2 separate regions of the Mus musculus genome follow, and region 2 is linked to region 1. The links are chromatin loops, found by intact Hi-C in ENCODE. Cell type or tissue: heart. All regions are shown on one strand. Each heading gives the region's core, and the rest is flanking DNA. Links, peaks and the distances in the headings are about the cores only. Region 1 has its middle 32 kb from the start of Gm34229. Region 2 has its middle 11 kb from the start of Gm23349.

Region 1 (13,892 bases), core at 5,458-10,457:
TTCACTCAGTTAGACTCACCCTGTATGTTGTTTGGTTCCTATTATCCCATAATCCTGTTCTCCCTCCCTGCTTTCTTAGGCCCTGGATCACCTAGTCATCTGTGTTCTCATCCTGATATGCTGCTTCTGTGAGATGAGTTCATGAAATCGGCAGTGTGGGTTTAACATCACATTCCCGAGAAGCAGACTGAGACAGAGAGTTCATGCGGGACAGTGTCTATGGAGCAAACTCAGACAGCTCATGGGGGACAGTGTCTATGGAGCAAGGGAAGGTGGCAGGATTGTGCAGTCGAGGAAACTGGGCTGTGGTACCTCAGCAAATGTTGTCATGATAGGTTGAGTCTATCTCACCTGAACATCTCACCTTATCTTTGTGGCTTCCTTTCTCACCTTCCTTCCTTCCTTCCTTCCTTCCTCCCTCCCTCCCTCCCTCCCTCCCTCCCTCCCTCCCTCCCTTCCACCATCCCTCCCTCCCTCCCTTCCTTCCCTCTCTTTTGTTGTGTCTGAGATTGCAATTTAATGACATTTCCCCTTCCTCCATCCAAAGCCTCACATAACCCCCCCCCCACTCTCTGTCAAATGCACGGCCTCTTTTTCCATCAATAGTTATTGTATACATATATACTTTCGTATCTACATGAATATTGCTAGATCTAGGCTGTCAAGTCATACAGTGTAACTGGTACGATCATTGGTCTGCTCCTCCCTGGGAAGGGCCGCTCTCCTTCTCCCAGCTTTGCTCATTTTCTTCCTCATCATTTATGGTTATTTTTATTGTTTGTTTTTCTTCCTTTCTAGAATTCAAGTTCATTTGCTATTTTCCATCTTATAAATGTCTTTCATAGCATAAGATTTTCCCCCAAAGAATTCTTTTGGCTTTGTTCCCATCTTTACTAGAAACTCTATTTATTTTCTTTCAGTTCCAAATGTTTTAAAATTTCCATGTTTAATGTCCTTTTTGCTTATGATTTCTTGAACTTAGTGAGTGATGTTGGTGCTTTGGGGAGAACAGAGGTGGCCATCTTTTGTGTTGCTTCTGAATTTGGTGAAATACAAGGTTTTGGAGGATTCCTGAGTCTGATCTGTAACCTAAGACATGCTTAATTTGTGCTAATAAGCCAACATAGGCTGAAAGGAATCTAAGTATTATGTCTTGATTAAAAAAATAAGCCTATATAAAATAATATATGTGTGTATACATGGATGGATATGTACACAAACGAATAAACATGCATTACTTTATATAAATATATACTTATATATGTTCAAAAAATATAATTGCTTTTCAAAGCCTTTCTCTCTCTTCCTTGGCAACCCTCTCTGTTGGCTTCCCCTCTCCCTTCTCACTCCATGTCTGTACATTCCTCTTCTCACTCCATGTGTGTATACATGTATGCATACATCTCCCTTCTCACTCCATGTGTACAAACAGCTCCCTTCTCACTCCATGTCTGTATGCACGTTTGTTTCCAGGGTGTCTTTTCTGTCATTTGTGATGTCACATGGTCTCTCATTGTGTCATTGCTATACACATTCTTCCCAAAGATGTATCAGTTCTGAATTACATGTTGTGCTGGTCACCTTCCTTGTTCCAGGAAATGTTCCCACATTACCTGTCCCTTGGTAGTAATAGTAAAACATTCATTTTATATAAATCGCAAACTAGAGCTTTATGGGTCACTCAAAGAAGCCAGCCCTAAAACCTCAATGTCAAATCAACTTCTACAGAAGAGAAAGGCATGCTCCTCTGCAAACATCTTCCCTCTCCCCCTCTCTCCCTCCCTCTCTCTCCCTCTCTAATCTCCCTACCTAGTTGTCTCTTCCCCCCTTCAACTCCCCAACTCACCCTCACCTCACAAGCACTCAAGCTCTATACTCAGTAGGTTGTGGGACCTTAGCCTGTCAGAAAGAAAAATCCAAATAAACTTTCTTAAAATACAGAGATATGAGACTAGAGCGCTAAGAGGAAAATTTACTAAAAACATGACCAGTGTGATACCTGGTTGATTTAATATATAAGAACTGACCAATGAGATCACACGTTTCAATTTTGATAAACCAGGGAAGTGTGACTGTCAGTTAATCAGGTGAAGGTTTTGTTTGTTTGTTTGTTTGTTTGTTTTTGGCTTTTCGAGACAGGGTTTCTCTGTGTAGCCCTGGCTGTCTTGGAACTCACTCTGTAGACCAGGCTGGCCTGGAACTCAGAAATCTGCCTGCATCTGCCTCCCGAGTGCTGGGATTAAAGGAGTGTGCCACCACGCCCGACTCCAGGTGAAGGTTTTTGAAACACTTAGCACGCATTTTTGGTGAAAACTCTCAAGACATGAAAATAAAGAGTGTTTCCATTGTCTTAGAATGGATAACTTCAAAGTCCTACAGATCGCTAAAACCAATGAGGAAAAAACGAGTGTTCTCTCACCAAGACTGGCAACAAAACAAGAATAACCACCAGCTCCAGTGGGGTTAAATGATGTCAGGTCAGTAACACACAAAAGGCACACAGATCACAAAGAAACACAGCTGTCTCTGCTCACAAGAGTTTGCAACTGGAATCAACATCACTCAGTTATTCCTTCTCCACCCCCAATCATTTTCTCACAATCTGTTCAGAGCTCCTCCCCACAGCCCTCCCAAATAAATTCTATCAAATAAAAGTCTCAGGAAATTGTAACTGGCCTACAAGCAGAAATATTTAGGATTTAAAAAGTGATATATACTAGATTACATGAAAATTAAGAATTGCCACATTATAAAGTGCACTATAAACATATTTAACAGGAAATAATGACAAGGAATGTTTTCAAACAATATATGGTGTATAGCCAACATACAAAAAGATGGTATGGGACTAAAGGATGCTCACTTGTTGGGTACGTGGTCCTGAGTTTGACCTCCAGTAATGAGAAACAACCTCTTCAAAGCTCCGCAGCTTCTCTCCAGAAGCCTGCCCTAGCTGCACGGAAGTCCCTTGAGTTGTACGGACTTCGGGTTTGGTTAGTTTGTGTGTGTGTGTGTGTGTGTGTGTGTGTGTGTGTGTGTGTGATGTTTTTATTTATTTGTAAGCTTTTTTTTTTTTAGTAACCAAGCTTATAAAAATTTTAAAATGGTTATGAGATTAAGTATAAAAACACAGAGATCTCTCAGTTGTAAAACAGACAAGGAATACAACTGAACAATTAAACATGATGTGAAACTTTAACGGTTGTCAATTATATAATGAAGTTACTAGCATAGTAATTATTTTAGAAAGAAGCTTGAAGGAAACAAGAGAGAAGTACATTGAAGTTTTCCTGGATCTTCCGTTTCCCTTCATTCCACTCCACATCAGTGGTTTTCAACATTCCTAACCCTGCGACCCTCTTATACAGTCCTTCTTGCTGCAGTGACCCCCAACCATAACGTTATTTTTGTTGTTCCCTCCTAACTGTAGGTTTGCTCCTATTGTGAATCTGTGCTTTCCAATGGTCTTAGGTGGCTCCTGTTAAATGGTCATTCAACCACAGAAGGAATCACAACACTCGATTGAGGGCCGCTGCCCTGTGTACATCCCAGCTGCCTGCCCTGCTGACTTCAGGCTGGGCACAGCCAGTGCAGAAGCAACAGCTGTGTATCATTGACCACTTCACCTAGGTGACTCCATTCCACAATGACTAGCACGTGGCCCTCTAGACCATTAAACCAGAGACTAAACTTGCATACATTCAAATCTTAATAATAATTCCCTTTATTTTACAGCCTTCCTGGTTCTTCGTTTACTGCTGGCTGATGGAAAGATCACTGATCTGAGGGTTTGGGGGGGTCAAGGAGGCCATAAGGGCTGCATCTCTCAGCGGATGGATGAGAAGGTGTCTGGTCCTGCTATGGTTCAGATATAAAATGTTCCTCTTCAGGCTACCCTGTGTGAACACTTGGTCCTTAGATAATGACACTTTTCTGCCAAGTTGTGGCACCTATAGAGTGGCCTTAGAGAGTGAGATCTAGAGGTGGGGATGGGCCTGAGGGTTACAGAGCAGCCCAAAGTCCTGCCCTGTCACTCTCAGCTTCCAGTTCTGCCAGGTGTGAACAAACTCTCACTGCCAGGCCTTGCCTGGTATGATAGACTGGACCCCTTTAAACTGTGAACCAAAATTAATCACATGTGAGTTCAAGGCCATCCTGGGTAACTTAGATCATGTCTTAAAAAGTGCCAAAATTAAAAATTGTACACACACAGATAGATAGGTAGATAGATAGATACACACACACACACACACACACACACACACACACATACACATACACACACACACACACACACACACACATATATATATATATATATATATATAGAGAGAGAGAGAGAGAGAGAGAGAGAGAGAGAAGATCAATAGACCAAGATTATTGTTAGAACACATACCAAATTCCATAGATCATGCCAGTAAGGAATTGAAAATAAAATAAATGAAGAATGTTACCAAATGCACAACTCTATGAAGCAAAGCAATCAAAAGCCCTCTCTGCAGAGCAATGCTGATAAGACATTATTAGGTGATGTTGAAGAATCACGTATTTCTGCCCCTAAGGTCAAAGCATCCTGGTTCACCTCCGCCTCTCCTCCACATCCGTGCCAGACTCCGCAGGTGCCCTGTTCTCAGATGAGGCCTTTGGTCAGCCGTTGTCATCACTGTGCTCCTTACAGAAGGGACAATGTTACTTCTGGGTTTCCTCAGTCCTTCAAGCTTAGAGGCAGTTGGGACAATACCTCTCTGGCTAGTGAAAAGCCCCAGGCTGAGTATAGACGTTTGAGAAGAAGACAAGAGTCTCTTCTGAGCTAAGGCTGTGGCAAACACAGACCCAAGACTTGACCTTCAGACTTCCTGCATCCATCTCTCACTCCACAGAGCCCAGATATGATCCTGCTCTTCCATCAGAACACTCCTCCTGTCCTGTCCCTCAGCCTAGCTCTCTTCTACCCCAACCACCTCTGAAGCTAAGTGTCACCTAATCGTCACAGTCATATACATCCCTGGCTGTTTGCAAACTTTGTAACATTTTCACAGACATAGAAGCCTTTCTTAAGTGAACTAACTGCAGTTCCAACCTCACAATTGTTGGCATATTTGTTGAAACTTCCCCTCCTCAGCAGGGAGCTGTAGGAGGGCAGGGCTGGCTTGTATTTTCCTAACAATGGCATCCCCAGGCCTGGCCATGAGCCCTAAGCTGAGTTGGTGCTGAATACAAATATAGCAAAGAATGAATTAATTTATTTTCTGTTGGTCCATCGATTGCTTGATTGATTTAAGACCCAGGCTTAAGAGGATTAGGAAGCTGGCTTCAGTTAAGACCATCCCTTGGCGCTCCTAAGCCTTGTTCTAGCCCCTCCTGCATCGTGGGCTAAGTTCAGATCTATAAACTCTAGCTGTGGGCTTTGCCTTTTATACCACTGCTGACAGCTGTGCAGGTCTTCTGTCTGCCCTGTCCCCAGACTCGGCTCCCGTCTTCTCTCCTCCACTTGCGGTTACCTGTTTACTCTGCGTCCACCTGAGCCTGTGAGGCAGGACTGTCCACCGCTTAGTCAATCATCCCCTTCAGGTTAAAGAGACCAAATTATCATTATCAACATCCCTTTGTGTTTAGGAGATAGACCACATTTTGAGAATAATCCTTTCTGGACACATAATTTGATTACTGTATGTTTTAAATCCTCCTGCTAATTCAATGATAAATTAAATCCTATTTTATAAAAAAAAAAAGTCATGATTTCACTAAGCCTGCTGTTAAACTGAGATTAATGTCTTATATTTGAAGTATAGATTACCTACTGGTTCCTCCCACACTTTAGCTTAGGAATTTAGAAAAACCCCGTGTCAAAATCTCCTATGTAAATGTATGCCATGAATCTCTATCTCCTTAGGACACATACCAAAATGGCATGTTAAAGCCGTCTGCTGTAGCTAAGTGTACCCCAAATGCCTCAGCGTTGATAAACCTGAGAGTTATGTATATCTGCACTCTCTCTCTTTCCCTCCCTCCCCTCCCCTCCCCATCCCTGCTCCTGGTGAATATATGAAAACATACGTTACGATTCTTAATTGAATAAATAGGCAATGGTCAACCACTCCCATCTCTAAAGCGCGTGAATCAAAGGAAATACTTCTGCACAACCAACACAACAACAGCGAAGACAGCACACAGAAAGGGAGACGATGTTTGCAATCTATCAACTCAACAAGGAAGCAGTGTCTGAAACATGTAAGGAATTCAAACCAGCCAACAGCAAAAGTAAGAAATCTAATGTGTAAGAAGGGGCGAGTTATCTGAGCGGGCATTTTTTGACAGAGACAAGGAAACATGCAAGGAGGTGGAAATGTGCAGCGTCCCTAATCATCAGGGAAACGTGAATGTAAATCGCAGCCCGATGCCATTGGCTGCTCAGTTAGAGTGGCTGCTAACAAGAGATGAAGGGACAGCTCGTGCAGATGAGGGTGTGGAGGACAAGAAACTGATATACTCTTGGTGGGGGTGTAAATCAGTATCGCTATTATGGTAAACAGCATAGAAGTTACTCAAAGCATCAAAACCCTACCACATGATCCAGCAAGTCTATTTCTGGGCATACATTTAATATAGATGGAAACTGTATCGAAGAGACACCTACACTACCTGGTTTATGTCTCCATCAGTGGATGAACACATAAAAGAGAGCATGCACATGGAATATTATTCAGCCATAAAAAATGAGATCTTGGTTCTTGTTGTTGTTGTTTTAATGACAAACACGTGAGCCTGGAAGACATTATCTCTTAATCAATGGGCCAGGAACACAAAGGAAATACCGTGTGATTTGATCATGTATAGAAGATAAATATAGTGCCCTGATGTCACGCCCGCTCTCGACCAGCAAGAACGACGTGACCACCAGTCCTTCTAACAGCAGTTTATTCAGTCCTGATTCTTCTTGTTTATATCTCCCCCGAACCCTGGGCCTCTCACTCCTTTTATACTCTCTCTCATCCACGCACCGCAGGCCACGCCCCCTCGCCAGTCGAGAGGCTTCAGCTAATCAGGGCAGCAGGGGCAAATCTCCACCAAATTGGATTCACCTGTATCCTGGTACACCTGCCCAGCACTCAAGATGTTTGTGTCTTATATGAGGAAGTCAGGTGCAAGTCATATGACTTAGCTGCAGTCCCTGGCGCCTTTGGGACTGCCGCCACACCCGCTCCCCACACCCTGATAGGAATAGAGCATAAAGAATGGCGAGAGTAGAGTGAGAAGAGTGGGTAGAAAGAAGATGTTTAATAAGTACCAAAACAGATAAGATAAAAGCATGTAGGTATTCCACATCGCAGTAGGGTAACTATCAGTAATAAGCATTTATAAGCAAAACAGAAGGCTCTTAACATGAAAAATAAGTGACGGTTTTGTTTGAGGTTTTGGATGTAGGAACCACTTTGATCTGACCAATACTCACTGAGATTTTATCCTATGCCTCTTGAACACGGTGATTCGCTCATAGCAGCTTCCAATCACGTAACAGACCTCAATTCATTTCTATATGAAACAGTTCCTAAAATATTAAAAAAGAGAGAGACAGAGACAGAGACAGAGACAGAGAGAGGGGGAAGCACTACTGTTTCCATATTTGGTTGTAAGAAATGCAAAGCCCAAAGGATTTCAGGTGTTGGGTCCTGGCTCCTGGAGATTTAGGCTGAGGAGTCTATTCACAATTCCTCACAATCTGTGATGAATAAATTAGTAAGATTTTATGTAAGCACTCATCCTGTCAAAGTAATACTGCCAAGTGGAGACCTATATTCTATATCCATTTTTACTAAGATTATTGGATATATATATGTATATATATATAACCAGTAATATGTCATATTTATAGGGATTGTATATAGGAAGTATATAGATACAGATGATATAGATATAGTAAATATGGATTCAATATGGATATATAGAGAGTGTGTGTGAGAGAGAGAGATCTAAGCAACCTCCATTGAAAGCTTCAGTGAGTCATTCGGTTAAAATAGGAAAGTTTTATCTTTTCAAACAAAGGGAGTATGGAAATACTTTGCAGAACATGGGTGTAGACTGAGCTTATAAAATATTACAGAACTACAGAAATGAAGGGCCACTTTAAGCACTATAAGCAGTTCTTTCTCTCTCTCTTTTTTTTTGGATTTTCGAGACAGGGTTTCTCTGTGTAGCCCTGGCTGTTCTGGAACTCACTCTGTAGACTAGGCTGGCCTGGAACTCAGAAATCTGCCTGCTCTGCCTCCCCAGTGCTGGGATTAAAGGCATGCACCACCACTGTCCGGCTTCTAAAATGTGTAGCCCAGGCTGGCCTCAAACTCATGATCCTCGTGCCTCTGCCTCCTTCAACAAATCCTACCAGTGTGCGCCACCACAACTGGCAACCAATTCTTCCATTGATTTCTTGGTGAAGAATCCTAAAACTTTACGGCTGAGCACAAAACCTAACATTATCTCTTAGAGGTTGTGTGGTCTGGCTGGGACTCAGCACCATGGTTGTCTCCTAGTAAATTCTCCTAGGATGGTTGGAATCTCTGCAGCTTGAGCTGAATTCACAGGGCTCATCTAGAAGAGTGTGTAGAGTCAGCCTCAGAAGGCTGGAAGTTGATGCTTCCCGTCCATAACAAGCTCTGCTGAGGGGGTCCTGGTTCTCCCAGAGGAGCTCTGAGCTTCCTCACAGCAATACCCACCCTGAATGAGGGCGTTTCTTATGGATTCACGTCACAAAGAGATCAACTGCAAGGCTTCAGAAGTGCTGGCTTCAAAATTCCCAGAACGGGATTTATATTATGTACCATGGAGTCGTGAGAGATGGCCATGGCAGAGGAGGAAAGAAGAGACCCCACGCCTCAGTGCAGACTGCCATGGCCTTATATCCTGTAGAACATCTTAGAGGAGAGACGCTTCACCAGCCGTCTTTGAAAAGCTCAGCTGACTTCGTCAATTCAGCTCATCCTCGACCCAAACCAAACAGGACCCCCAGTGATGACTGAGCAGAGGCAAGCAGTTTACCTCACCCAAGGCAATGTGAAATGGGACCTCTGTGGGGTGTCTTGCATCTATCTCAAAGTCCCTAACTCTGAACACTCTAGACTGTTATTTTGTTTGAAGATAAGAAGTTAGTGGAGACCATTGAGTTAAATTAGGTCATTACGCAGAGCCTTAATGCACTAGAACTGATGCCATTACCAAAGGGAGACATTCAAATATAGAAACGGACTTACATAAAATGAGACTGGCACGTGAGTGTGGAAACAGAGACTGGGACAGTGAACCCACATGCCAAGGAATGCCCAGGGACAGCTAGCAAGCTGGCAGAGCTGAGGGTAAAGGCATGGAACAAATTCTCCCTCACTGTCCTCAAAGGGGACCACTGACATCTCAACCTCGGACTTGTAGTGTCAGGATCAGGGAATGATGCATCCTGTTATTCACACCACGTGGTCCATGGCATTTTGCAATGGAAGCCCTAACACGTGTAATAACAGACAACTAATAGATGTGACCTGTCTCGGGAAGCACGCATGGGCACACACTGAGAGTGACCCACCTCCTTGTAGCCTCTGCTCAGCCTAGGCAAATACAAAACAAAGCAACGTTAAATGGCTTTCTACTGAGCTCAATAAAGGACTTGAAATTTCCCCAGCTACATTTTACATTTGCCTACTGATCCTAAATTTGTTCTCCCCTCCTCGCCCTCCCCTCCCCCACCTGCCTCTCCCTCTTGTCCTCTCTTTCTTCTTTCTCTCCTCTCCCCACTACCATGCCTGTGTGTGTGTGTGTGTGTGTGTGTGTGTGTGTGTGTGTGTGTGTGTACTCCCTTCCTCCCTCTGTCCCTATGAGTAGCACTTTTCCTTCCAGCCTTCTGGCTGATATCCGGTAAAAGGTCCTTCATGCTGCACAAGGTGACTGTGAGGCACAGTTAGGCAAACCTGCAGAGAATGAATTGGAGAACTAAGCCTGGATTTGGATCACCAAGGTGTGTAAGAAGTCAATGCTAAGCTCTGGCAAGGACCACAGCCTCCTAAGAATATGCATTTTGTACCTGACAGTTTCCTGGGGGTGAGTCTTTAGGATCTACCTTGACATTGAGATCCCTCCCAGATGTGATGGGGCAGCATTCTCCCAAGACCTGGGATCATTCCAGCTGCAGGTTATTACAGTCACTGTTGACAAGATTTTGCAGGTGTCTTGATTAGCACCTGCAGGCCATTGTAGGGGCAAGTGGGGGGAGGGTCTCAGAAGGGCACCTTCTAAGCCTTTCTCCATAAAGCAAGGAAGACAGACTTAGCCATACTGCTCCAGGAAGCTAATCTGGCTATTGTGTAGTGTATTCTACAGGGCCTGAACTGTAATCAAAGCAACTTTGAGGAATGTGTCCTGGTTAGCATACTGCAACACAACTGCTGTTGGCAAAGCAGTGTGTTAAAGTGGCATTGATCTTGTTCTAGTGTTTTCAGACAAAAGTTGTTTTATCTCCTCCTTTCTTCCCATCCCACTTCCTGCCTTTATATCAGTGGTTCTCAACCTGTGAGTCTCAACCCCTTTGAAGATCAAATGATGATTTACAGGGGTTACACAGCAGATAATCTCCGTATCGAATATTTACCTTATAATTCATAACAGTAACAAAATTACAGTTATGAAGTAGCAACAGAAATAATTCTATGGTTGGGGGGGTCACAACAAGAGGAAAAGTGAGAACTGCTCTACACCAATCTACTCCAGAAGCCACCTTTCTGCTTACATATCCCCACATGTGCTCTGTTGCCCCCAGGCCCACTCTTTACTCCTCTTATGGTCTCCTTCTGAGCTTCATAACCTATATATACACATGCACACCCACATACATACAAATATGTAAACATTAAGAGTGACAGAACACAAGCCATTTGTTTTTCTGAGGTACAGTTGTTTCTCGTACTATAACGCTTTCGAGGTCCATTCAATTTTCCTGTAAATTTCATTTTTCTTTACACCTCAATGAAATCCCACTGTGTATATACATACTATATATGTACGTATATTTTCATTATCATCCATGTGTTGATGGACTTGTAAGCTAGTTCTGTTTCCTTGCTATGGTGAGCAATGCAACAATAAATGTAAATGTACAATGACAGAATAGAATCTTTAGGATATATTCCCAGAGTAGAATAGCGATATCGTATTGTCATATTTCTTGGATTAATTTCCCTACTAACTTCTATAATAGCTGACTAGTTTGCTCTCACTCCAGCGGTGAATAAGGGTCCTTCTTTCCCTGCATCTCCTTTTCCTAGTTAACTGTTGTCTACACTGGTCATCGAGACAATACAACTGATGCTTCCTTCCTGGATTATAACTTCCCTCTCCTCTGCTTTATGATTAACTTCCATGTCAGTTTTCCTATATGATGACTGGGCCTGATTTGTTTCTTATATGGTTTTTGACCATGGACTTGTTTCATTGTATTGTTGTTCACCATGGACTTATTTTGTTATCTTGTTTTTATAATAAATTGATTACCTTGGTAACTTGATTTTCAACATTTAAAATAAAAGATGACATTTGTGACCTGGTTTGTAGACCAATTTCTTATAAATCTTTCTAAGATTTTCGAGGTCTAGAGAGATGGCTCAGCATTAAATAGCTCATACTGTTCTTCCAGAGGGCCTTAATTTGGTTCCTTAAACCCACATCAGGCAGCAAACAGTCACCTGTAACTCTGACCGCAGGGGAACAGACATCCTCTTCTGGCCTTCATTGATATCTGCACACACACACACTTTTTACATTAATTTAAAGACCTTCTCTAATTGACTATTCCACCCAGAAGTGGTGATTATTTTGTCTCTCACATAAGCAAGATCATTTCTCTTTGAGTGACTTGGGGATACTGAGATGAGGCAATCATAGGCTACAGAGGAAGCTTATAGATACTCGTGTCCAGTCTCAAATTTTATGGATGAGGAAAAAAGACACAGAAATACCCAAAATTATAAAACCAGGCCATGGAAGGCATGAAGGCCAGAAACCCCCATGAAGAATGAGATCTTCCGTGGACAAACTTTGCACTGAAATGCTACTACATCCAACTGCATGAAGGGATGAAGATCTGGGGTACCTTAGGATATGGTTCTCGGAGAACATGATAGCATGTCAAAGGTTCAAACACCCTCTCGTGTCCAGACCTACGTGTCGGGACAGGAATGACAACCACATTAGAAGGGTATCTCACTGTCAGATTCTCACTGGACTTCATTGTTCTATTTGGGGCCAACAGTTTATGAGATCATGGCCATCTCAAAAGTGTGCTTTCTAGAATTTTCCCAAACTGGAGAAGTGTGACACAGTTGTCATTATTCCCTGAGGGGGAGAAAACAGCACTCATTTGCCAGCATGGAAGACTACAAAGCTAATTTTACATCAGCTGGTTAATTGGTTCCCCTTGTGATGATCCTGATGCTACTGTAGATGCTGTGCTGAGAGCCCTCTTCTCCATCAGTATGATGCTTTCCTTTTCCTGGCTGATGTGACCTGGAAGTCTACACAAAACAGAACTTTGGCCCCATCCTTGGAGCGTCTGCTACTCAGCATCTACAGAGAGGTACAAGCATTGAATTCCTGCTATGTTTGCACATGCTGCTGATGCCATAGGCTAGAGAACAATTCTTCAAGAACCATTGAGGAAGCCGTTAAACCAGAAATCACGAACCACACCTGCCTTCTTTTTCCACTTCCCATACACATGTGTTCCTAGACATGAGTCACGTTGTCACTTGTGTCCTTTTCTATAGACTCCCTTGCCTCCCTTTACTTATTGCTTTATTTTTAATGTTTTGACTTTTTAAAGTTTTTTATACACTATATTATGCTCATGATTTCCTTCCCCAGTTCCTCCCCAATGCAACCCATTCTCTCTCTCTCTCTCTCTCTCTCTCTCTCTCTCTCTCTCTCTCTCTCTCAGGATATTGGGTTGGGAAGAGATGGAGAAAGGAGAATCTCTTGTATAACTCTTGAAACTCTCATCTGAACTAAAAATGGTCAGCTGTCAGCCTCACTTTTGCGTCTGAAGGTTGGTTATTGCTCACTCTCTAAACACTCTAGCCCGGACGAAAAGAAATTCCAAAAGCAGATTCAGTTCAATCTGCCCTGTAACCTTTCATGGATACCTGATGGGAAAGAAGTTAAGAGGATAAGCAGAGATACTTGGTCTCTCTTCTTTCAAGACCCCTCAAATGTCCCTTAAGTGTTGAACAGTTTTTTTAATCTTATTTCTCTTGAGTGATTTAACGTGTGTGGGTATGTGTGTGAAAGAGAGAGACAGAGAGAGACAGAGAGAGAGGGTCAAGAATGGCCTACACCCTCCACAGTGGAGGCTTAGCACTCGCCCATCCTCCCTGTACTCCGGCTGCTGCTCCGCAGTTACTCTCTCCCATAGCTGCCATTTGGAATCATAGTCTCTAATGGTGGGTTGGCCAGAGTCAGACTCTGAGGGAGCTGAGTCCAAATATAGCTATAAATAAAATAACAAATCTATTTCAAAAGGACTTCATTCAGCTTCTGATGGTATCCGGACAGAATAATGGGAGCTCCAGATGGCTTTGAGGCCCTCACAGTCTCTTTCTGTGCCTTCCTGGCTGAAGAGCCCTGGGCACATTAAATCCAACAGGTGCACCACTACAGTGTTTTTCTTCCTTGGCTCCTGAGGAAATCATAAACCAAATATATTACTAGAGGATGGTTTCTGGGGTACCCTGTGAGCAAACGAAGAGGGAAAATGGATCAACAACATGCCAACAGGGACAGTAAATCAACAGAGTAAAGGAGGATTTGAATAGACTCTCCCGGGCCTCCAGGGCTCAGTCAAGGACAGGGCCCCTGTCAGT
Region 2 (17,262 bases), core at 5,776-10,775, 130 kb after region 1:
CTCAATTTGTTTTTTAAAAGGAACATACACAAAAAAACATTCTTTGGGATATTTCACCCATCTGCTCACTAGTCCTATTAAATATCCAGTGTTCAGGAACCAATCTGAAAACAATAAAGGATAGGAACGACATTGGCTGGAGCTATGAGACAAAATAGTTTCAGGCATCTTTTGTTGTTGTGACCACCAAAGCAAAACTGAAATTCTGACCCAGGCGTCTGAGCGCTGTGAAAATTGTCAATCACCAATTGATCATACATCCTTTGAAACAATTCCACAGTTTTTTTCCAACCTGACATTGTGAAGGACAGTAACAAAGTCCTGTGTGTGAGAAAGGAGGCAATCTTCTAGACATCCCTTAGCCATGAACACTGCTCAGTGCTCAGAGAAGGTCCAACATGTCCGTCCATCAGTAACAGAGCTTCTGGTTGATGGGGTTTCAGGATATCTTGCTTGAATAGTCTAGGGAGCTGGCCAGTGCTGACACAAAGAGTGAGGTTTAAGGAACTTGCTGGTGATTGAGTCGTTGTTTCCCCCAATCCTCTGGTCTGCTAATTAGCCACAGGAAAGACATGTGGATAAAATGTAGATAAAACCGGAAACATGATACCAACTGAAATATGCAGTGGATCGCAAGAGAACATGGGAGAACTGTCAGTTCACGTGACACGTGAAAAGGTTATAAACTTACTGAATGTGATGGAATCCAGATCAGGTCAAATAACTTCTTCCTGGTGAAGGCCCAACGCTTGCATCAGAAGATCCATCTTCAAACTGAACAATGTTATCAGCAAACTAGCAGAGGAAAAAAAAATTATCCACAAAACAGATTACTCCTTTTGGGTTCTGTGTCCATGCTAGTCTCAAAACCAACCAGCTGCCTGAGCATTGCCTTCTTTAGAGTCGCTAATACCCATTATGAAATGGGAACTTGGATTTCATAAGGATGAATGAATTTTGCTTGAGAAAACCTCTTTGGGAGGCCAAGTGCATCAGCACACACATTGGATGACTTCTTTCATATACGTACAACTCTTCTTCATGCAGAAATTGGTCCAATGCCTCTGACCAGATTCATCACAGGTTCTTCAAAAACTGGATCCCATGGGAAGGCAACATCTAGAGCACATATTCATTTGGGGTAGCTTCTTTCCCTTTGTGATGGTTTAGACTCTTCTAACTGCTTTGGTCATGCATGTAAGTGCACCCTGAAGGAAATTGCCTCAGCTCCCATCTTATCCTAAAAAATGCAATTATCCACAACTATAGCATATGAATTATTAATTCTCCCTAATAGGGTGCATTCTCTGCCTCTGGAACAAAGCCGCTCAGAGATCTGGTAAAGCTCATCCCAAATTTAATTTGAAGGTTCATCTTGAGGAAAGACAATGCTGGCATTGTGTTATGTTGATTTAAAACAAATCTGTCCTGAGGATTTTCTTCATCCTTATCTGCAGTAATAGACTCTGAAAGGGGTGGTGGGGCTGGAAATATCAAGTGCTGGAAAATATCTTTCTCAGAAACTACAGCAGACGGGTCACAACATTTTTAAACAATGATAGTAACATTTATTATATCAAAGCCATTTTATGTTTTATTTGGAACACTGGCGCCTTTTTTTTTGTAAAGTTCCCATAACATGACAGTAATTACAGCCATCAAGATGTTCCCTAGAAGATAGCAGTCCAAGGTCCAGATGCTGTTATCCTGATGTCCCTCTTGCTGGAGCTCAGAATGTGCATATGACATCATGGGCTAGTTTATTTTAAAAGTGCTTTAAGAATGTAATGATAGTAATTGTAGACAGGGAAAATTAATGGGGGGTGCTGCTGGCCTGCAAATTCCATTTATAAAACACTCGGCGCTGCTCAAAAAGAGAGTGCTTTCTTGTTAACAGAGGCTTCGGAATACAATTTGGAGGATGTATTAAATAAACTCTGCGCTAAAGTCATTTTCAGCTGTGTGTACATAGCTCCCTCTCCTTCACCACGGCCCAGAGCACGACTTTCCCCAAAAGGATCCAAGATTCTGCAGACATAGAGGTGCGTGTTCCCTGCAAAAATGGCCTCGGCTGTGGGGCAAAGAAAGGTTAAGTGGTAAAGTTGGTGTCAAGCCAACAAACACATCCACGGTTTGTAAAACAGAGAGAAATCTGAGAAGGCCCACAAGTGCCCACACCCATGCGTCCCGCCTCGGTCCCTCGATGGCAGACTGGCTGAGTTGAGGGCCTTCAGAAGGCTTCCTGCTTCAGGGTAGTAGACGGTAGGCACCCGTGGCTGAGAGCCGGCTCTTCCTTGTCGCTGTACATCTTAGAATAGACGAGATGCCCCGACACAGTGACCACCTTTCTCCTCATATCTCACTGTAGGAAAAACAATATAACCTTCTCAGGGTCTCCACGTTTGGGATGAAATCATCAGCTCAGAGGACAACTGGCTTTTTTGCCCCGTGACACCATCAAGTTGTTTCTGAAGTTTCAAAAGAAATGCATAAAGCAGGCCAGAGTTCGTACACCTCCCCTTCCTCCGAGCTCCGTCGGAAGAGTGACTGCGGATAGCAGGAGCGGCCTGTGTGCTTCAGAAAGCTGCAAGGAAGGGTTCTGAAGGGTTACACCATCAACAGAGGAGGAACACGGGGGCTCAGGAGGTGGGTCACGTCGGAAAGTGCTTACTTCATACCTGAGCTGTGCTCTCTAACACCCACATACAAAAGCCAGGCACGGCCCTCGGTGTAACCCAGAGTTGGGAGGAAGAGGCAGGAGGACTCCTAGGGACCTCCTCCAGCTTTCTGCCCTGCTTCTTCTGCCCTGACTTTCCCTCAGTGATAGATTATCACCTGGAATCCCAAGATACAACAAACCCTTTCTTCCTTGGTCATGATGTTTCTATCACAATAACAGAAACTCTAAGACAGCATGTATAATTAGAACATCACATATTGCCCCATAAATATATCATCTATCACTTTAAAAATTAAATTAATTTTTTTAAAAAGGGGGAAACAACAAACTCAGAAATACAGTTTCTCTACACAGTCAGATGTTGATTTTTAAGAGTATTTTATACCAAGCTAATGAAATATAATTTATGTCCCAAGATATTCACCTGCCTCACAATATCATGGGCTTCTACCTCAGCCAGGAAAGAGGCCTATGCCATTCACAAACCACAGTAGTTTGAACCGCATATTAAAATGATTAGTTCTGGGACTGCGAAGGTAAGTTCGTACCTTCTTCAGGTGAATGGAGATAATTTTGTTTCATTTGTGAGAGCCAACAACAGTCATAATTTGGTAAAAGGAGAAATAAGGACTGTCTGAGCATGTATATCAAAGGAACAGTCATAAATAAAAATTTACTTCTAGTAGTAGAAAAAGAACATCACGTATGGCCATTCCTGGGCCTCTGGCTATAGAATCCCATCATAGTACATACTCACCTCACTACTGGACTCCAGGGGTCCCATTAAGCAAGGACAGACACTTTATATCTAAAACCTCATCTCTTTAAAGGTTGTACTCTGTGTGTGTGTGTGTGTGTGTGTGTGTGACACATGTGTATATGCATGTTTTTGCATGTATTGGGACACATACCCATGTATCCATGCATGTGGGGACCCAAAGTTGATGTCAGAAATCATCTTCAATCAATCTTCTACCTACTCACTAAGTCAGAGTGTCTAAAACCGTGTGCTCAGCTATATGGCTCGTCTCACTAGCCAGCTTATTCTTGGTGGTAGACTCGGAGCTACCGTCCAGGTTGCTTGGTTCCCTGATGGGTGAATGGGCCACTTACAGTTTAGAAGAGACACCACTGCCTTTCATGGAACTGAACTAAAAACTTAAGGTTGTTTTATTTGTGAATTTCACTTTGTAAATAATGAGAATTTGGCTCAGTTAGTCCTTAGTTTAGGACAGGACAGTAGCTTCCATGCCTCCTACCCTGCCAACAGGTCCTGACATGGTTTTTTAAACCATGAAAAAGAAACTGATGTAGAGACCCATAGCCAAACATTAGATTGAGCTTGGGAGTCTTGTGGAAGAGCTAGAGAAAAGACCAAGAGATCCAAAGAGGACAGGAAGTCCACAGGAAGACCAATTGACTCTTCAACTCATCTGGGTCCTTGAGGCCTCCCAGAAACTGAACCACCAACCAAAGAAAGAGCATGGGTCCTAGCCCCATCCACCCTGCCCGGCTCCATACATATGTATCAGAAGTGCAGCTTGGTCTTTGTGCAAGCCCCTAACAACTAGAACTGTGGCTGTCCTTAAATTTGTTGCCTGCCTGTGAATCCCATTTCCCTAACTGGGCTGCCTTGTCTAGCCTCAGTGAGAGAAGATACACCTAGTCCAGCAGTTCCTGATTGGGGGTGGGCTGGGGGAGGGGATACCCAGGGGTGACTCCTCCTCCTCAGAGGAGAAGAAGGGAAGGGGGAGAGGGGAAGTAGCTGCAAAAGGTAGGAACTGGGGGGGGGGAGGGAGAGGGGGTGCTGATATTGGGATGTAAAGTGAATAAATAAATTAATTTAAAAGAAAATGTGAGAAATAAATTAAAGGCAGAAGGATAAACAAATAATGGATAAAAACTATGTCTTCTATATAGCAGTTAGCTTTTAAAATAATCTCTACAGTTATGTTCTCTGCCCTCTACAACAATCTTAAAATACAAATATTATCAGCACTTTTTAAGAAACAAAGGATCCAATAGAACACTGCTAAAATAATAGCAAAATACATCCATCTAATATGGCACTCCACTGTGTACAACTACACTGTGTGAAGCAACTTGGATAATGGTCCCTGTTGTCTTGCTCTCTTCTTCCATAGGAAACGTTGTGCCTTTTCTTAACTCAAGAAAGCAGAGTAAGCAAATCTTCATTAGCTATTAGCCAACAATAATATAAAGACTACCATTTACCTACTCATTCCAGGACTGGGTGTTCAGGAATAAGCCAGTTACACATGCCCCAGCAGGGCTGTGGTCTACCTCTTTTTCAAACCTTTACATAAAAGACCAAATTTCTGAAGACAGGCCATTAAAAAAAAAAAAATCAAGTCTGCACCGACTTAGAGACTTCCTCTCTGCTAGCTAGCTTTCCTGGTGATGGAAAGTGCTATGCAGTTCTCTGGGGGAGAAAAGTCATCCATAGAATTACTCAGGGCTAAAATACCAACTGGTCAGGCATGATGCTCCTAGTGCTAAAATAGCAATATGACTGGTCCAGGATGAGCAACTATTCTCTTGATCGGATTTGAAGCCTATTCCACAGGAAGGAACTCATCCCTGGTTCTATAAACCTGTTCAAACTCTGATCACTGGGGAGATTACAGAGTATAGGGGGCAGCCTACGGCCATTGTTTAACCAGATGAATATGCTGCCAAACTGCTTTCTACATATTTATATTTATACCCACAGACTAGTGCTGTGCTCAGCCTTGACCAAGGAAGCTTCTTCATTTTGTGGTGAGCTGCCATCAAAGCAGAGACCCATACCTGGCCAAAGTGCTGAGAATACGTGACTGTTGAGTGTTCTGCCCTGTATCTCTATCACTCTCCCATGCACCAAGGTTCAGAGGACATGGAAGATGGAGTGGAAAGGATGTCAGAGCAGGAGGATGAGGAGGGGTGCCGTGAAATCCTGTCCTCTGGACCAAACATGGCTGCCACACACATCCACTCACAGCAGCTGTGGTCACAGGCACCAGACCTGCCCAAGCTCAAGTTAGCTAACATTCCAGCATAGTTATGGGAGGGGCATAACTAGTCCCACCCTTGCTGAGGCGACATTAGCGGTTGAGAGGTGTATGTGGAAGGAGACATTTTTCTTTAAAGATATGGCTGCTGGTAGATTGCCCATGCTCTGGTAGATGGCCTCACACCTATGCAGGCAGTGATGACTGAATTCAGTAGGTTATTTAAAAAAGGAGAAACATGCATGTTGGCAGGGAAATATTGTGGGAGCCTTGGGGGCGGTTTGAAGGAGGATTTGGGTTGTACGTGACTGTTGCTAAAATCCCTTCCCTTCGAGAGACTAGAGCATTGTGTATATCTCCTTCCAAGGTCCCAGTGATAAACCAGGGCACAATTCAACCAAAGTGCACTTTGAGGAGCCAATACATTTATTGAGTCTCCTTATAGACTCTAGGGGACAAGTTACATACAGGTAGTGGTTGCTTGGCTTGGAGTCACTCACAACAATCATCAATATATGTTTGCATGTTTGTGCGTATGTGAAATGGTCAAAAAATACATTTTTAGATTCTAAAAAAAAAACCAATGCTTTACATAAACCAGGTCACCCAGATCCATCTTTACAGAAAAATGTATAGAAATGTATAGACTCTCTGTGCTACCATTTTATATATAAGAGAGTCATGATCCAGGAGGGCTAGGTAAATCACACACAGTATTAAGGTGAAGCTGGCTTGATAGAATCAAGCAGTGGATAAATTTCCAAGTGAAGTAGGAGAGTAAAACTAAAGCCTGTGGCTGGGCCACTCAATCATACATCCACCAACTTTTAAGCACATACTGCCTGTCAGGCACGACAGATACAATGAGCCCCTACACCACACGCTGGTGGGCAGATGCAGAGAACAAACAAACCTCCAGACAAAGAAGGAAAATATCAAATGGTGATAAGCCTCAGAAGGATGAGTTAAGGAAGGAAGGTGTGGGAGACTCAAAGCCTAGTTCCCGTCAGGGAAAAGGATCCAGGAAAGAACATGATCATGAGGCTGAAATGCACTCTGATGGACACTGTAGCTTGTAAGGCTGGTGGGAAAGCACTGGGGTCCAGGGAGAACTACTAATGAAGGAAATGAGCTTTGACTGAAAGGAGCTTGGTGGACAAGGACACTCTGGAAGGGCACACATCCTGTGAGGTATGTTGAACCAAAACAGGAAGTCGAAAGTTTGTTCCAAAGTCAGCAAACATCATCTAGAAACATCTATTCAGGAAGGCTGTCACCTGGTCCTCTGCCTCTTTAAAATGGAACCAAGCCCTTCAGAGCTTGATTTGCAGTCGAAATGGAACAACACATGCAGTGTCTGTCTCAAGGCTCCCCAGTGTCCCCCGGTAGTAGCTCATGGTAGTATCGGTACTGACACTGCTGCTTGCAGCGGATGCCACTCTTGTGAACACAGGGTGAGAAAACCAGAAGAGATCTTCATGTCTCTCTTCACAGGATAGAGAATCAGATGAGTTGGTCTCAAGGACAGTTTCATCTCTGAAAGGACTCAGGGATTCGCTGAAATAAGCAATTCCACACTCAAGTCTGTAGGAAAGATGTATAGAATATGTGTAAACATGCCCTGGATATTTTTTTAAGACTGTGAGTTTTGTCTAGTCAGTCTTGGTTTCTTTAAGCTTCTCCTCTAACCTAAGAGATAACCATTGCTGCAGATAACCTTGTACACCCACAAGCATCCACTAAGTGACTGCCTTTATCATGTCTATATCACACCTGAGAGAGGTGAAGCTGGCAGTTTCTAAATCTGAGCTTAAGAAAGTCTTGTTTATTAAGTTTATATTTTTGTTTTTGTTTTTGTTTTTTCCTATCTATCCTCTAAAACTTTCCCCAGTGTGACAGATTTTTAATTAATATTTATTTATTTACATCCCAAATGCTGTTTCCTCTCCCAGCCCCCCTCCCAGAATGCCTCCCCCATCATTCTCCTCTTCTCCTCTGAGAGGGAGCCCTTCTCCCAGTATCCCCCCCAATCCTGGTGCATCAAGACTGCCAGATTAGGCTCATCAGTCTGACATATTTTAAATACACTTTTTTCCTTTTCAAGAAGACAGTATCTGGCTGCTGAGTTCTCTACTTATAACACCCAGGCAAGTTTAATGGTTTCTTAAGGTAGTTCCTGGTACTTACATATACCATTCAGTGCTACAAATGCCTGAAACCAAGGATCAGGAGGCAGAGGTGACACGATTTCCCTTGCCTTAGTCTCAAATATCATCCCACATCCTAGTGAGCTCCCCTAAGTCATCATTCCACCCTCAGCAAAGAGCCTTTGACCTTGCTGCAACCACCTCATCCCAGAGACTGCTCCAAGCAACCCAAGACTCAGCTACAAGGTACTTTGACTCAGCACCCCAGCCAGTCTCAAAGGAGCTCATTTTAATATCATACCCAGATTTATTACTCCGAGAAATGAGCATTTCCTCCTTCCACGGGAAGCCCAGGCGTGCCCAGGAGACTCATCCACAGAGCAATGAGAAGCAGTGTTAGAGGAAGTCATCTTGCAGAGTCCCCAGAGGAGCTCAGCCTCCCCCACTGCTGTCTTCTCAGGAAAGCATGTGTAGCCGGAGGAAATGAAAAGGCTACACAAGCTTTCTTGGGAATTTCATCACAGGGAAGTTTGCTAACGATTTCAAAAAATATTTTCCACGAGAAATGAATGGAACCACGGGTCATTTCCCAATTGTGTGTTTGACCATCTAGGTCAAGCTTTAATGAGCCTCTGGGCCTTATAGCCTCTCACCACAGTGCAAGTTTCCAAGGGCATAGGTTGAAGTGTTTGCAGACATGCCTATGACCATGAAGAGGCAAGAATACTGGCTTTGTAGAAGGTTTGCCTGGAGAATATCTGCCAAACAGCTGGGCAGGTTAGTTGGTGGTTTTGTTTATTTGTTTTCTTGTGGTGATTTGAGACAGAGACTCAGTATGTACCCCAGGCTGGCCCCAAACTTACAGTCTGCTGTTACAGTTGCCCTTCACCATGCAATACACAGTCAGTGTTTATTCTTGGGAAGCCTGTTCTGCACAGGGGTAGGCTGACCACCTGCTGATCATTTGGTCTTTGACAACTTGTTTAACCTCTCTGAGAAATAATAATAATAATAATAATAATAATAATAATAATAATAATAATATCAACCTTGTGTGCTATTTCAAGGATTAGAGAGGTCACAGGATCACACTTTGTATAATATTAGACCTGTGTGCTATTTTTTACTCATTCATTCCACTGATGTTTATTTTAGAACTCACTGTTCAGTTCCCAGTGCTGATGTAGGTGATGGAAGTATACTATACAATATACAAAACATTAAACAAAATCAGATTAAACCAATGTTTAAAAAAAATACATGTTTAGCTTCCCACATTGAAGCTCATACTCTTGGGGAAAGGACCGCACAGGTGGTTTCTTAAACATGATGATTATGCAAATCAGACGGTAGGGTTCATACGCCAATCCAATGGCAGGGTTCAAAGTGTTTGTGCTGTTGGAAATCAATACAGTAAAATAAAAGGGTATAGGGGTACCTTTATATAGGTTATAATGTGAAATAGGCCAGTCAAGGTGGGATTCACTGAAAGGTGACGTCTGAACAAGATATGGGGAAGATAAGGATGTGAGTTCATTAGACAACTCAGTACAGAGGCAGAAGTCAGGAGGAAGGCGGGACCTGTCTGACACGCTTAGACTCAGGAAGGCCTGATGGTACTGAAGAGTTGGAAAGGATGCCATGGAACAAAAGAAAGAGGGACACAGACTGATCCCTTAAGATGGAAGGACGTTGGCTTGATCTCTGAGGCAGATGGTGCTGTAGTAGGAATTACTGGGTGCCCCCAGGACTCACATGTTTGAAATCCTCCCCTTCAAGGTTCTAGCATTAAGAGATGGGGCCATTGAGAAGTGACAAGATCATGAAGACCAAGGACATGTATCCTTATAAAATTAAAATGTATTAAATCATCCCCTTTTACCATCTGGGAACACAAGTAAAAGATGCCATCTACATGGTACAGACACTCCCCAGTCACAGCTTCCACCAGCACCCTCATCTCTATAACACTCCCTGCCAAGAAAACTGTGAGAAAGAAAGCCTGCAGTGTCTAAGCCAGTCTAGAGTATTTTGCTCTTATGGTCCCAGGAGACCAAAACAGATGGAAAAATATCAAAGGTATTTGCAAAGAACACTGAAATAAGCTAGCTTTCTGTTTGGAATGATCACTCTTCATGCTGTGTTGAGTTAAAACTCTGAGGGAATGAAGAGGGAGGCATAAAGACCCAGTTGGAAATAAATCTATAGGAGCCACCAAGAGGAGAGACAGCAAAGCCACTACCAAAGGAACAGCACCACTAACACTGTGTGAATCTTGGCTATTATTCTGTTGAAGGCACGTTGCTCTCTAGCAAGAAAAACAGAGATTTGGTAGGTTTGGTATTTTGTTTTGCTTTGTTTTGAACAACTGTGGGACCAGGGAGCCATGGGACCAGGAGGAACAAACCTGGAGCAAGAGCAGGGTTGAGGTATATCTAAACCCCAGAAATCTCTTCCTGAGATCAGCAGAAGTAAGATTGCCTCCCCCCCCACTCCCCCACCCCTCACACACACAGATACCCACCCAGGGCCTGCATATCCTGGCACTTGTAGCATTGTACCACATACCTTTGCCTCACCAGAGGAGGTAGCCAGTAGCCAGGTTAAACTTCCTCTTCCCTTACAAGGCTCTATCCAGCAGCACCTGGAATGTCTCCTCATGCAAATGAGGCATCCCCAGCACCCTGTCTCCAGCCAATGATGTACACTCATTTCTGGTAGCCCCTACTCATTCCTCAAAGGTTTAAATAGCCTTTGTTTCCCCTCCTTCCTAATAAGTTGAACCAGTCCTCCGAAGCTGCTCCCAGTGTATATTCTTTGCCTGCACACTCACAACCATCCAAGATCCTGCCTGAATCCATCTTCCCTGGCTAAGCTTCTCTCCCGCCAGTCCAGCCCAGTGTACAAGGAGCCTGGCTACACACTCAGGAAGAAGTGGACCCAGACTGGCGAACAACTACCAGGGTAAAGATGCCATCGGGTGAGACAGAGAGGACTGTGGGAGGGTTAAGCTGGAAATGATAAGACAAGCTTTGCATATCAAAGTCATCTGAGTCTAAAATTGTGGATGAATGATGTTTGGGAGGAGATGAAGGTAGGCAGTTTGAATATAGGAGTCTTGGGGGTCTCCAGACAGAGGACTCAGTGTGGTGCAAAAATGTCTTAACCATAAGATTCTCTAGTATATAAAGATTATACGCAGCTAGGTTGTAGGTGAGGAGTGAAATTTGTTCCAAACTGGGCTTTGGGTTGACTAGTGTTCAGAGACCAAGAGAAAAGACCAAACATACAAACTCAACTATAGGTCTTGATAATGATAGGGACGAGAGAGAGGGACAGATAAGGGGCATTCTAGTGTCACAAAGAGCTGTCAGGTCACTGAAACTTGCAACATGGGCTTTATGAGTGTTGTCAACAAATGCAGAGAGATGGAGAGAGGTCCCACCAAAGTGGGGGTTAAGAGATCTTCCTGGAGAGCAGAAAGGAGACACCGGATCTTCTTAGGATGGCAAAGAAATGAGATGCTCGTTGTAAAGTCATACATAGGCATGTCAAGGTGATATGGTAATAAAAGAAACAGCAATGTGTCAACCTGATGAAAGTGATTATTTAAGACAGGAAACGAAGCAATGATGCAGTAGAAAGGGAGGGTTGCTGTGGTAACCACGCCTTTATTGAGTATAACTGACTAAGATCCAGGTTACAGATGGTCATGCCAACTTAAAGAAAAGCAGCTAACTCCTGAAAGGCAGATGCCAAGAATGTGGTAGGAAGCACCCTTCCAGAGGAGAACCTACGACTGTCAACTTCTGATTATTTCTCTCACTGGCCTGCCCTCAGCCCTGCAGCCCCTTGCTTATATTTGCCCATCTCAATTATAGCCTCAATACTACCTTTAACAGACCATCTATCATTTTTTTTACCATGTGCCTGTCTGGGTGGGAAGGAGGGGAAAGGGTTAAGAGGTCTGGAAACTTCTTCCACAGCACAGCCATACCTGGAATGGAAGGGGGACCTTTCCAGTGGGGAAGGGGCCCATGAGAGAAAATGGACAGAAGCCATTTCAGTCAATGCTTTTAGCACAGGACCACACAGGCATCTCTGGCCATTTACAGGAAATGATGGCTGCCATTTCTCCAAGCTTAAGCTTGACTCCCCCGCCCCCCGTAGGAAAAAATGGTTTTGTCACATTTACCCACTCAATGCTTGAAGCATCAGCTAGGGTCCTTTAATTGTCATGGGAAATCTCTCGAGTCATATACGAATGCACAAAATCATCAGATATATTTTTTAAACAACCTGGCACCCTAGAGTAAGAAGAGGACAAAAGTATTTTCGCTTTCTTCTAGACTATAAAACTGTCACTAAGGCGGTCCAAAAAAAAAGAAAATACACCACAGAAGTTTGCATTCTCAGAGTGTGTGCAGGGGGGAAGGGAGAAGGAGGAGTACTTATAGCCAGAAGACAGTGTCTGCTGCGTGGTGGCAAAGTATGTGTTACATCCTAGGAATGGAGAGCGGGGAGCTTGCTGAGGGATTTATATGTGCCATGGTGCCAAATGTCCTGTGAGCAGGTCTGTACTCCCGTGTTAAGAACCTTCTAATTAAAGAAGAATGCCTTGCTCTCAGAAACAGCCAGCAGTTATAATTCATCTGCTCTAAGGGCTAGAACGAACATAACCTACAGAAAAGGAAGCGAAGCGGGATGGGGAGAAGGCGGGCAAAGGGGCTGTGGAGTCTAAAATGGCCCAGAATGCGCTCTGCCTGCAGATGCCCTTGCCTGCCTGTGTACCCTGAAACCGGCAGCCAACCCCTTTATGGCAACCTTCTTTCCTGCTCCCAACCTCAGAGCCCTGGGGCCCACCAAGGTCCATTTCTGAAGCTGCGTTCCTAATGTCTTCTCTTCTCCCCTGGAGAAGGCATTGCAGCAGTAGCTGGGCGGTTGCCAGCAGCTAATTCTCCAAGTGTGGTCCTCAAACATCTTCCCATGTGTGTCCCAGGTTTGGGATCCTCCATGCTTACAAGAGAGCAGGGCCTAATCTCTTGTTTCTGGCATGAATAATGGATCTTTAATCAAACCAGATGAGCAACCGGCAGTAGCTCGTGAGCAGACGCTCCATCGGCCCGTTAGGGCTGCAGGACGTGTTTCACTTATGACCCGCTGATGCAGATAGTTCCCGTCATCAGACAAGCCATCCTTCACAATCTGGCATCCACCCCCTGTCTTCCGTCATCGCTGGAAGCTGACACTCTCCATGCTATATCTCCCAAGCCTGTGGTCTCTAGTGGTATCGCTCTACATATGGTGCACATGGATCTATCTGTCAGGAACGTCCTCCCAGTCTCTGCCCCCAGCCTTTTTCCCTCCATTCACATATCATGCTTGGTATCACTCAAGACAAGCTAGAGGCCATCTCCTCCTTCATTCATACACACCACACTTCCTTCTCCCTCTAAGTTAAACATTCTTTTTAAAAGTTTCTTGTGGCTTCTCCACTGGAGACTTTACACGCTGCCTGTCATGGCTCACAGATTTCTGACTCCCTCACTGTGTAGGAAATACTGTGAAGGGACCAGCTACCTTGCCATACTTTTTATCTCACTTCAAGTCAGTTATTGATATGTATAGATCCTCAAGGAAGCTTCTAATTTGATTTTTAACTAATATCAAAAATGCTTGATTTCTGTTAGAACTGATAATACTGCATAGTAAGATTTAAATGCTCCCCCCCCCCCCCCCCCGTGACCAAATACTTGTCAAGAAGCAACTTAATAGAAGAAAACCTTAGTTTGGAGCTGAGACGAAAGGAAGGACCATCCAGAGACTGCCCCACCCGGGGGTCCATCCCATAATCAGCCACCAAACAAAGACACTATTGCATATGCCAGCAAGATTTTGCTGAAAGGACCCTGATATAGCTGTCTCTTGTGAGGCTATGCCAGTGCCTGGCAAATACAGACGTGGATGCTCACAGTCATTTATAGGATGGAACACAGGGGCCCCAATAGAGGAGCTAGAGAAAGAACCCAAGGAGCTGAAGGGGTCTGCAACCCTATAGGTGGAACAACAATATGAACTAATCGGTACCCCCGAGAGCTCGTGTCTCTAGCTGCATATGTAGCACAAGATGGCCTAGTTGGCCATCATTGGGAAGAGAGGCCCCTTGGTCTTGCAAACTTTATATGCCCCAGTACAGGGGAAAGCCAGGGCCAAGAAGTGGGAGTGGGTGGGTAGGGGAGTAGGGCGGGGGAGGGTATAGGGGACTTTTGAGGTAGCATTTGAAATGTAAATGAAGAAAATATCTAATAAGAAGAAAAAAGAAAACCTTACTTGGACTCACAGTTTAGAGGGATGCAGTCCCTAACAACATGGAAGACATAGTGGCTAGGAGATGCTCTGTCCAGGTATCATATGATATCTTAGCGTGCTAAGAAGCAGAGGGGTCAGACTCAAAGCAAGGCCAATCTCTAACTTTCAAAGCTTGCCCCTGCATCCCTATATGCAGCAAATATACACCATAAATTTGGTTCCTGCCACCTCCCAAAACAATGTCAGTTTTAGGGAGGAATCAAGTAGTTAAACACCTGAGTTCACAGGAGGCATTTTATATTCAAACCATAACAAACAAAACAAAACAATCACACTGCCATGAAGCTAAAGATGTGTGGGCTGGTTACACACAAGGGATTGTGACTTTCTCTTAAGATCCACAGCCTTGGCTGAGGATATGTCCTCATTAGTCCAGGACTGGTCTACAGGGCACACAGCCCTGCCTTCTATCTCCACTGCCACGTAAACTGGGCATGGTGAAGCACACCTGTGACCACAGTAGAACCCAGTAGAGACCCAAAGAGGTGGCAGCAGAAAGATGAAGAGATCAAGGCTATGGTCAGCTACACATCAACAAGCCTGTGATACGTGGAACTGGCTCAAAAAGACAGAGAGAAAGAAAGAGGTTCTTCAGAGACTTGAAGTTCTTATCATACAGATCTTTCACTTCCTTAGTTAGAGTCACGCCAAGGTATTTTATATTATTTGTGACTATTGAGAAGGGTGTTGTTTCCCTAATTTCTTTCTCAGCCTGTTTATTCTTTGTGTAGAGAAAGGCCATTGACTTGTTTGAGTTAATTTTATATCCAGCTACTTCATCGAAGCTGTTTATCAGGTTTAGTTCTCTGGTGAAATTTTTAGGGTCACTTATATATACTATCATATCATCTGCAAAAGACAGAAGATGGAAAGATCTCCCATGCTCATGGATTGGCAGGATCAACATTGTAAAAATGGCTATCTTGCCAAAAACAATCTACAGATTCAATGCAATCTCCATCAAAATTCCAACTCAATTCTTCAACGAATTAGAAAGAGCAATCTGCAAATTCATCTGGAATAACAAAAAACCTAGGATAGAAAAAACTCTTCTCAAGGATAAAAGAACTTCTAGTGGAATCACCATGCCTGTCCTAAAGCTGTACTACAGAGCAATTGTGATAAAAAAAAAATGCATGGTACTGGTATAGGGATAGACAAATAGACCAATGGAATAGGATTGAAGACCCAGAAATGAACCCACACACCTATGGTCACTTGATCTTTGACAAGGGGGCTAAAACCATCCAGTGGAAAAAAGACAGCATTTTCAACAAATGGTGCTGACACAACTGGTGGTTATGATGTAGAAGAATGCAAATTGATCCATTTCTATCTCCTTGTACTAAGGTCAAATCTAAGTGGATCAAGGAACTCCACATAAAACCAGAGACACTGAAATTTATAGAGGAGAAATTGGGGAAAATCCTCGAAGATATGGGCACAGGGGGAAAATTCCTGAATAGAACATCAATGGCTTGTGCTGTAAGATCGAGAATTGACAAATGGGACCTCATGAAATTGCAAAGCTTCTGTAAGGCAAAAGACACCGTCAATAAGACAAAAAGGCCACCAACAGACTGGGAAAGGATCTTTACCTATCCTAAATCAGATAGGGGACTAATATCCAGTATATATAAAGAACTCAAGAAGGTGGACTCCAGAAAATCAAATAACCCCATTAAAAAATGTGGCTCAGAGCTAAACAAAGAATTCTCACCTGAGGAATACCGAATGGCTGAGAAGCACCTGAAAAAATGTTCAGCCTGGGCATATATCCAGAAGATGTTCCAACTTGTAAGAAAGACACATGCTCCACTATGTTCATAGCAGCCTTATTTATAATAGCCAGAAGCTGGAAAGAACCCAGATGTCCCTCAACAGAGGAATGGATACAAAAAAATGTGGTACATTTACACAATGGAGTACTACTCAACTATTAAAAAGAATGAATTTATGAAATTCCTAGGCAAATGGTTGGACCTGGAGGGCATCATCCTGAGTGAGGTAACCCAATCACAAAAGAACTCAAATGATATGTTCTCACTGATAAGTGGATATTAGCCCAGAAACTTAGAATACCCAAGATATAAGATAAAATTTTCGAAACACATGAAACTCAAGAAGAACGAAGACCAAAGTGTGGACACTTTGCCCCTTCTTAGAATTGGGAACAAAACACCCATAGAAGGAGTTACAGAGACAAAGTTTGGAGCTGAGACAAAAGGATGGACCATCTAGAGACTGCCATATCCAAGGATCCATCCCATAATCAGCCTCCAAACGCTGACACCATTGCATACACTAGCAAAATTTTGCTGAAAGGACCCTGATATAGCTGTCTCTTGTGAGACTATGCCGGGGCCTAGCAAACACAGAAGTGGATGCTCACAGTCAGCTAGTGGATGGATCACAGGGCTCCCAATGGAGGAGCTAGAGAAAGTACCCAAGGAGTTAAAGGGAACTGCAACCCTATAGGTGGAACAACATTATGAACTAACCAGTACTCCAGAGCTCTTGACTCTAGCTGCATGTGTATCAAAAGATGGCCGACTAGGAAAAGAAAGAGAGGCCCATTGGACTTGTGTGGGGAGCCGCCCTCAACATTTGCCATTATAAGATGGTGCTGACAGCTGTGTTCTAAGTAGTAAACATAATCTGCACACGTGCAGGGGCAGTTTTCCCGCCATGTGTTCTGCCTTTCTCGTGATGACAACTGGGCCGATGGGCTGCAGCCAATCAGGGAGTAATACGTCCTAGGCGGAGGATAATTCTCCTTAAAAGGGACGGGGTTTTGCCATTCTTTTTCTCTCTCTTGTTCTTGCTTTTTCTCTCTCTTGTTCTTGCTTTTTCTCTCTCTTGTTCTTGCTTTTTCTCTCTCTTGCTCTTGCGTTCTTGTTCTTGTTCTTTCTCTCTCTCTTGCTTTCTTGTTCTTGTTCTTGCTTTTTCTCTCTCTTGCTTTCTTGTTCTTGTTCTCTCTCTTGCTTTCTTGTTCTTTTTCTTTCTCTCTCTTGCTCTCTTGCTCTCTGGCTCCTGAAGATGTAAGAATAAAGCT

The links. Peaks named below come from ENCODE experiments on the same cell type or tissue, not always from the same donor. Only the 100,000 strongest peaks of a DNase experiment are listed, where the experiment ranks them.
Region 2: it touches region 1 in a loop (5-fold over the local background); 2 of 42 quality-filtered maps call a loop at or near these places.

Annotation. Positions count from the first base shown.
Region 1 is chr1:184,457,524-184,471,415 of GRCm38, forward strand. No RefSeq gene overlaps it. Among named protein-coding and RNA genes, the nearest start is that of Gm34229, 32 kb to the left of the region's middle. In heart, for the core only: no CTCF peak of the experiment used is centred there; no DNase peak of the experiment used is centred there.
Region 2 is chr1:184,582,595-184,599,856 of GRCm38, forward strand. No RefSeq gene overlaps it. Among named protein-coding and RNA genes, the nearest start is that of Gm23349, 11 kb to the left of the region's middle. In heart, for the core only: no CTCF peak of the experiment used is centred there; a DNase peak (open chromatin) is centred at 8,217; H3K27me3 peaks cover 536 bases.